Linked DNA regions of Homo sapiens: region 1 is linked to region 2. Evidence: chromatin contacts called from ENCODE Hi-C or POLR2A ChIA-PET data. All regions are on one chromosome and are shown on one strand. Each heading gives the region's core, a stretch centred on a gene start or an enhancer-like site at or near the end of the contact. The rest is flanking DNA. Distances are from core to core; before and after follow the strand shown. Region 1 overlaps WAKMAR2 (wound and keratinocyte migration associated lncRNA 2). Region 2 has its middle 30 kb from the start of LINC02539.

What was found. Hi-C counts contacts between places; a loop is a spot of excess contacts on that map. ChIA-PET counts read pairs that join two places held with the same protein, here RNA polymerase II (POLR2A). Pooled maps may share reads with other maps.
Region 1: a loop to region 2 is called in a map of CD14-positive monocyte, with 3 times the contacts of the local background. The contact joins two enhancer-like sites. A Hi-C loop is called at or near these places in 5 of 168 maps with a recorded cell type or tissue (A673, CD14-positive monocyte, endothelial cell of umbilical vein and 2 more), 3 of 37 single-sample maps with no recorded cell type and 10 of 50 pooled maps. POLR2A ChIA-PET finds 5 or more read pairs at or near these places in 10 of 52 experiments (CD4-positive, alpha-beta T cell, MCF 10A, OCI-LY7 and 6 more).

Annotation. Positions count from the first base shown.
Region 1 is chr6:137,845,207-137,849,026 of GRCh38, forward strand. All of the region lies in intron 3 of WAKMAR2 (wound and keratinocyte migration associated lncRNA 2), which reads right to left. Among named protein-coding and RNA genes, the nearest start is that of TNFAIP3, 20 kb to the right of the region's middle. Within about 2 kb of position 1,750, at least 5 of the 41 ENCODE cell types and tissues checked have a DNase peak (open chromatin) inside an H3K27ac peak, as active enhancers do; they include CD14-positive monocyte and right lobe of liver, where a contact is called at or near this core.
Region 2 is chr6:137,707,203-137,710,944 of GRCh38, forward strand. It overlaps the pseudogene PTPN11P3. Among named protein-coding and RNA genes, the nearest start is that of LINC02539, 30 kb to the right of the region's middle. RefSeq lists a silencer at 541-590. Within about 2 kb of position 1,494, at least 15 of the 41 ENCODE cell types and tissues checked have a DNase peak (open chromatin) inside an H3K27ac peak, as active enhancers do; they include CD14-positive monocyte and right lobe of liver, where a contact is called at or near this core.

The sequences.
Region 1 (3,820 bases), core at 500-2,999, 140 kb after region 2:
CCTCCATATGCTGAACGCTGGTTCCCTGGGTCCCCTTATTTCTTTATCTATACTTTGTGTCTTTTTCTTTTCCAAGTCTCTCGTTCCACCTAACGAGAAACACCCACAGGTGTGGAGGGGCAACCCACCCCTTCAGAGGAGTTCATCTCAGTAAGGTAGACCATGAGATCATTCACCAAGCCAGAGATTGTCCTTTGGTCTGGTGACATCTTCGAGTGGCTGCTGCAGGCCAGGAGCTGTGCTGGGCACCAAGCGTGCAAAGTCGAATAACACAGAAACCCGTTTTCAAGGAGTGCATAATGGCTTTAAAGGAGAGAGATTTGAAAACAAATTATTACAACTAAGTATAATAAGTGCTCTAATAGAAATATCCACTGGGTGGAGTGGAGCACAGAGGAAGGAGTGATCAGGACAACCTATGGAGGAGGGAGGGAAGGCGGTTCAGAGGAGGCTTCTTGTAACTTGTGTACTGAATCGCAAATATTTCAAGTATGTAAAGAGTAACCTGGGTGGGAACACTCTGGCCAGAGGGAGCACCATGTCCAGAGGCAGCCAGTAGCATAGTGGGTTAGAGGGAGGGCAAGTTTGAACCGCTAGTGTGTAAGGTTCAAGGGGAGAATTGGGGTAGGAGAAGGAGGTGGCATGCCTGGGCAAAAAAATTGGAGAGGTGAGTGACGGCCAGGCTACAGAGGTCCTGTTTTCTGTATAAGGAGGCTGGACTTTCCTCCTACAGGAATGGAAGTCATTGATGAGTTTAAATCAAAGATTTCACATCTGAGGCCATGTGGAGGAAGAATTGGAAGAATTCCTGATGAGAAGCAAGAAAAGCAATGACAGTTTGAGTTTGGGAAACAACTATTGGATAGAGAAAAGGAAACTGAAAAGAGAGGGGCTTAATTGATACAATTAATGAGATTTGGCTTCCGTCTGAATGTAAGGGTGAGGAAGGAGGAGTCCAGAAGACTCCCGGGTTCGTGGCATGGGGAAATCAAGGATGGAGTGCCCATCCCTAAGATAGAAAACAAATGTAGAGGGGGAACCTAGTTGGGAGTTAGGATGATAAAGTTTGAAATGTAAAAGTGGTTAAGAGGAATGAAATAAACAATCAATCATAAGTGGTTATCAAATGGTACGAGGGTCAAGTTGAAGTTAGCCGCATGAATCAGTAGTAACATCACCAGGAGGTGACCTAAGCTTCCCAGCAGAGCTTAGGAGTGAAGCAGAGAAAACAGGTTCATCTTTCCTCTAGAGCAAAGTGCGGGAATGTGAGAGTGGTAGAAGGTCAAGCAGAAAGAGAACTATCAGGCACCAGTGACGGTGCAGCTCAATGTCACTGAGCTTGAGCTCTGTGCCAGGATAGATGAGGAGCCAGAGGAAAGCCTAGTAAAGAGTTCCGGGACAGTGAAGGGAACAGAAGGTGTTTCTGAGGTCAAACAGAAGTTCAGTGGGAGACGTAGGGATAAGTGGCTATGGTCAGGATAGAGAATCGCAACATGTAGGATGCCAGAGGTAGAGTGCTTTCAGTTGACCTTGAGTTCTAAGATGTGGCTGTGCTCCAAGGGGGCTACTTGCACTAATGTGGCTCGGGTAGTGTCTGAAGTTAGATTTGAGAATTTGATCAGAGAGGACAGTAAGCATGGATGAGGAAGTCACTGTGACTCATGGCAGGGGAGGGTGGAGGGCACCCTCTGAGGAAGATGGAGATATATCCTGAAAGCCCTTCCTGCGGTCTATGAGGCCGGGTGCCATCTGCCTCCCGCCAGCCTCTCTTCCTGCGGCCCTGGTCCAGCCTCCCCACTCCAGCCCAGTGGGCCTTCTTTCAGTTCCTTGAATGCCCTGGACTTTGTTTCACCCCAGGGCCCTCACAAGTGCAATTTCCTCTTCTCAGAATTTCTAACACCCTTCAGCTTCTGCTCTACCTTCTTCCACTCCAATCAGATCTCATTTTGAATATCACTTCCCCAAGAAGACTTTCCCCAAATCGTCGGGCCTTAAGTCTGTGTTAGAACCCTCTGTCAAACTTCCCCCTATTACCTAGTACTTCTTAGCATTTACCACAATTGTAACTCAGTATGGTGTAATGATTTGCTTATGGCCAATCTCAGTGGATAAGCTTTTTGAGGGCAGACACCCTACCTGCCTTGTCTATTAATACAACTCAGTCCCTAATAGAGGACCCACTGATGCATTTTTACCTACCCTTGGTCTGTGAGGATTGGAAGTGGCACAATGCAATGTATGCGGTATTTTGATATAAAATATTGAACTAATATTCCAGAAATACATTTAAAATGTTAGATTAAATGTGTAAGTGAATGTGAAGGTAAATGGTTCACTGGATGGTGAAACAGCTAATCTCTCAAATTAAGACTCTACAGCATATAAATATATAGGCTGCTGCTACCCAAAGGACAATCTCTCAGTCTCTCCCGGAGTACCTCGCTGCCAGATCAATCTTCTTTAAACACCATTTTTATCACAGGACTCATGCTTAAAATTTTCAGAGACTCCATTTCCCTTCCCTGCTGCAACTGAAGTCCCCCCACAGACTTGCAGTGGCCTTTAGAATGTGTCTGGGCCCCGGCTCACTTCTGCTCATGGAAGGCTAGTTCTTTCATGCTTCCATTAACCTATCGGGCTCATTTTCCCACCTCCATGACTTGGCCCACAGTGCCTCCCTTTCTTGGAAGGCCCTCACCTTTCTCCAGAACACACTGGGCATTGTCCCTGTCACTTAAGACCGACCTCAACTCTCAGTTCCTCCCTGGAGCTTCAGCCTCTGGCCGTTTCTTGCCTAGTTGTTTTAGGCTCCTTTGAATTCCTATAGCCCCAGAGAACCACAACATAGTTCTCAATGTATACTGTCCTGGATTGTTCAGTATAGATTCTTGGGAGTTATACACGTCTCATAATAGATAATAAATTCCTCATCAAACCAAGGGGAACCTAAAATAATGTAGATCACCCTTGTCTTCCCCCAGACTATGATGCTGGTCAGGTTATCTGTTTACTGAATGTCCAAACACCTTGAGAAATCATTTTACCTTAAGAATTTCTTTTCAAATTCAATATATTTTGTTTCTATTTATTTATTTTATTTTAATTAATTTTTTTTTTGAGACAGAGTCTCACTCTGTCTCCCAGGCTGGAGTGCAGTGGCGCGATCTCAGCTCACTGCAACCTCCACCTCCTGGGTTCAAGCAATTCTCCTGCTTCAGCCTCCCCAGTAGCTGGGATTACAGGCACCCACCACCGTGCCTGGCTAATTTTTATATTTTTTAGTAGAGATGGGGTTTTGCCATGAGTCAGGAATTCGAGACAGGATGGTCTGAAACTCCTGACCTCATGTGATCCACCGCCTTGGCCTCCCCAAATGCTGGGATTACAGACGTAAGCCACCAGGCCCGGCTGAAATTTAACATATTTTGGAAAATATATTTTAGCATTGCTTTTCTTGTTTTTTCCCCTAGTCTCCTGCGAGTATATAGTTAATGGGATATGTTTGGGATGAATTATAAACAATCCCTTTCTAGAATACATTTACTGCCATAAGGATCTCTCCCAAGTCAGTTATTTGAGGTCATATGATATTTACAAGTGAGGCTGGACTAGGGATAGGAATTCCTGGTATTCTGTGTATTTTTCTAACTGACTGCAGTGACTCTCATAACATATGAAGACATTATTACAAAGTATGTTTAAGGCAATTCAGGACTTTTTTGTGTGTGACTCTTATTTAAACAACTATTTCCAGTGATTTTCTTGGCTGTATATCCCATAGAAATTAGGCAAGCTCTGTCTTTGAATCGCTGAAGGCATA
Region 2 (3,742 bases), core at 244-2,743:
CAAGCCTCAGTTTCCTCCTTTCTTTTCTTTCTATAAGATAAAGATAGTAGGCTGGGTGCAGTGGCTCACGCCTGTAATCCCAACACTTTGGGAGGCTGCGGCAGGAGGATCGCTTGAGTCCAGGAGTTCGAGGCCAGCCTGGGCAAAAAAGCGAGACTTTGTTTCTACAAAAAATACAAAAAACTAACCGGGAGTGGAGGCTGAGGCGGGAGGATCACTTGAACCCAGGAAGTCAAGGCTGCAATGAGTCATGATCACCCCGCTGCACTCCAGGCTACTTTATTTTTATTTTTAATGAACAGGGATCTTTTTAAAATGGAAGTGGTTGGTCCTTGATGTCTGGCTTCCCTTGCTAATAAATAAACCCAGAGAACTATTTGCAATGGTGTAGCATTTAGAATCAACAGGCTTCAAAACAGAGAGGGTCTATTCTGTTTTGTTTTGAAGTCACCCTTTGCAAAAAACATATGGTAATCTCGGGCAGCCCATGAAGCAATCGGCAAGATCTGAAGGATGAGAACAGTGTGTTCTTTGAAATCCCTCTGACAAGCAGACAGTCCCTCCTTCCCTCAAACCATCCTCAAAGGGAAGTGTGTCGGCTTGGGCAGTAATGAGACGGTGTGGGAATTCCCCTGTCCCCTTGGTTCACTTTACAGACAAAGTTCATTAGGGTTAAAGATGGGTCATTCCCATCCACAGATTCCTTCACTTGAAATCAAGACTTCTTGGGAAATATAAATTTGGAGAACAGGTAACAGTGAACTATAGTTCCCCCCAAAACAAATTTTTTAAAAATCAGGTGGTATTAAAAATTGCTGTTTCATGACATTACCAATAGATGGCAGCACGGGATTCATCTTCGCCCATAAGCAGCTTCACCCCTGCTTTTCCTGGCGAATGTTCACTGACAACTCGGCCTCAGGACTTTGACGCTCTTGGTGTCATCAGAGAGCAATTTGAGGTGTGCAATAAAATCTTTGGGTTCCCCGCCCCGCCTTCTGTAGGTGACCTCAAACCACAATCACCAATCGACTGCGGTGCTGTGACCTGGAAAAACAGCAAGGAAACTAAAAACAAAACAAAACAAAACAAAACAAAAACCCATCCTGTGAGCTCTGCAAAGGAGAACAAGATCATGGCACACAGGCAATTAGCAAACTAAATTGAAGATGAGTTCTGTTAGAAGAGTCAAAAAACAAAGAGAACAATTTTTGTGAATTGCGTTTTTAAGATCACTGCATCCAAACACTGGAGCTTCAACATAAAGACTCCTGAGCCATGTATTCTGACTTGACCCCTGCAGTTCCTTCCAGTTCCAAAAATCTCTGATCTGTGAATAGAAAAGTTCCAGCAGATACGTTTCTAAGAGCATGAAATTATTTCTAGATACTAGTCTAGTACCTACATGTATTAAAACACAAAAATAAACAAACAAAAAGACCTTCATGCTAATCAAAATATTTTTTAACAGAAAGGAAACCAAAACCTATTGGACCCAGCCCACAAGAACTGTGTTTTTTCCAATGCACATAGCAATAGAGTCATGTTTTGAAAACCAATTATGTAGGCTATAACACCCATTGTAGAAAGAATAGAATAGAATAGAACAGATCAGAATGCATCACAGTCTGCAGGGTTGTAAAGTAAAATTTCTTGCTTTACATCATGGGCCAAAGAAAACTTGCAAAGCTCTATCATGGAGAACAGCATCTGTCTTCAACCTTTGTATCTTCCACAGCCCAACACCAACAAGCTCCTCACCATCAAAACATCTAAATGGGCAAATAGAACTTTTGGTGGGTTTGAGTGGCACCAAGCATCAAGCTACATTAATACTCTTCTCAATCACTGTCATACAAATATGGAGAATTCGGTTATTTATCATCATTTTCTGCATATCCATACTATTCCAAGACAATCCCAATTTCTGGCTTTTTGTTCTACTCTTCCATAAGCATATTCATAGTGATAATGTTGTATGTCCTGAGTTTCAGTTTGGAAAATATAGTCCCTGGTTAAATCAATGGGCATCGGATAAAAACTTTAATGTCTAAAGGGGCTGGGTAGGTAGAATCAATGAGTGAAGCAAGCCAGGAATAACAAAGGATTAAAATGTGGATTTTACAGGAGATGTATACATTTTTTAAAAGTTAATAATAACATTAAAAAAGGAAAGTGACATTGTGCGGGAAGAAGAAATTAGGTCTTCTATGGACTGAATTTTATCCCTTCAAAATTCATATATTGAAGTCCTAGCTCCCAATGTGACTATATTTGGAGACAGGTCTTTAGGAGGTAGTTAAGGTTAAACGAGGGCATAAGGGTGGGGCCCTAATCCTGTATGACTGGTGGCCTTATGACCTTATTATGGAAGGAAGAGGTCTCTCTCTCTCTCCCTCTCTTTCTCTCTCTCTCTGTGTGAACGTGCACCAAAGAAAGGCATGTGACCATGTTGCAAGACGACAAATGTGTGCAAGCCAGAAAGACAGCCTTCACCAGGGAACCGAATTAGCCAGCACCTTGATTTTTGACTTCCCAGCCTCCAGAACTGTGAGAAATAGATTTCTGTTGTTTAAGCCACCCAGGCTACGATCTTTTGTTACAGCAGCCTGAGCAGACTAACGCGAAGGCTTAGGCCTGGATGTGCTCAGGGCCCTCCAGGGGGCAACTTCAGGTTGAATGAAGCCCTGCAGATTGAAGGAAGCACAAACTCATTGGGGTTAATATCTGATGTCATTTAAGTATCAGTCCTCATCAGGGCTCTGAAGTCCTGGGGCAACCTGTAACAGGATATTCATTCATTAAACAAATGTTTCAGGAGTACAAGATTGAAACTAGTTTGACTGTGAGTCAAGTGGGCCAAAGAACAGCTACTTGGAGAGCATAGAAAGAAAAGTGAGCAATTCCAGAAGAATGGGTGATCTCCAGAATTTCAGAATGAGCATCTAAGCACTCCCACACCCATGGGCCTGGGAAGAGATTGACATCAGCAGGGCAGGGACCATAGCATGGGCTTTCAATTTCACCTTCTCATCCTGCTCCAAGTCATTTTCTCTCCTGTTCTAGTACAATTCAAATATTATTTGATTTAAGCCTCATGGTTTTCAGAATTTCTTTCATTTTTTTCAATAATTATTTTTTAAGTACACATCTAGGTACATTGGTGAAGAAAACAAATGAAAATTCTTGTGTTCATGGCACTTTAGTTAGGTAGATAATAAAGTAAGTAGAAAATGTGAGATGGCAGAAGGCCATAATATGCATTGGTAGTATTGTTTGAGAATATTCAATTCTGCTAAAGAAGAAATCAACTGAAATAAGTGAAACTCATGTTTAAGTATAGGAAGATCAGTTAGCAGCATGAGAGACAGGTTAGAAAGATCAAGTGGGTCATACGTATACACACAGGAAGAGGAAGGAAGGGCAGCGCCAGGATACCTGAGATTCATAACACTGTAATATATGTGAGACACTCGATATTCATGAGTTCTTTATTTGGCTACTCATTTGTGAAATTTATTCTGACCTTGAGTGACCTTTGCCCCCAAAAACCAAATAGAATCTTGCTGCTCAGCAGGTTAATTGGCAAGCACCAGCCACGCCCATGTGCTGGAGCCTCATACCGTTTCCACCTGCTGAGACTCCATGCTGAAAAGTTCAATGCTAGGCCGGGCACCGTGGCTCACGCCTGTAATCCCAGCACTTTGGGAGGCCGAGGTGGGCAGATCACCTGAGGTCAGGA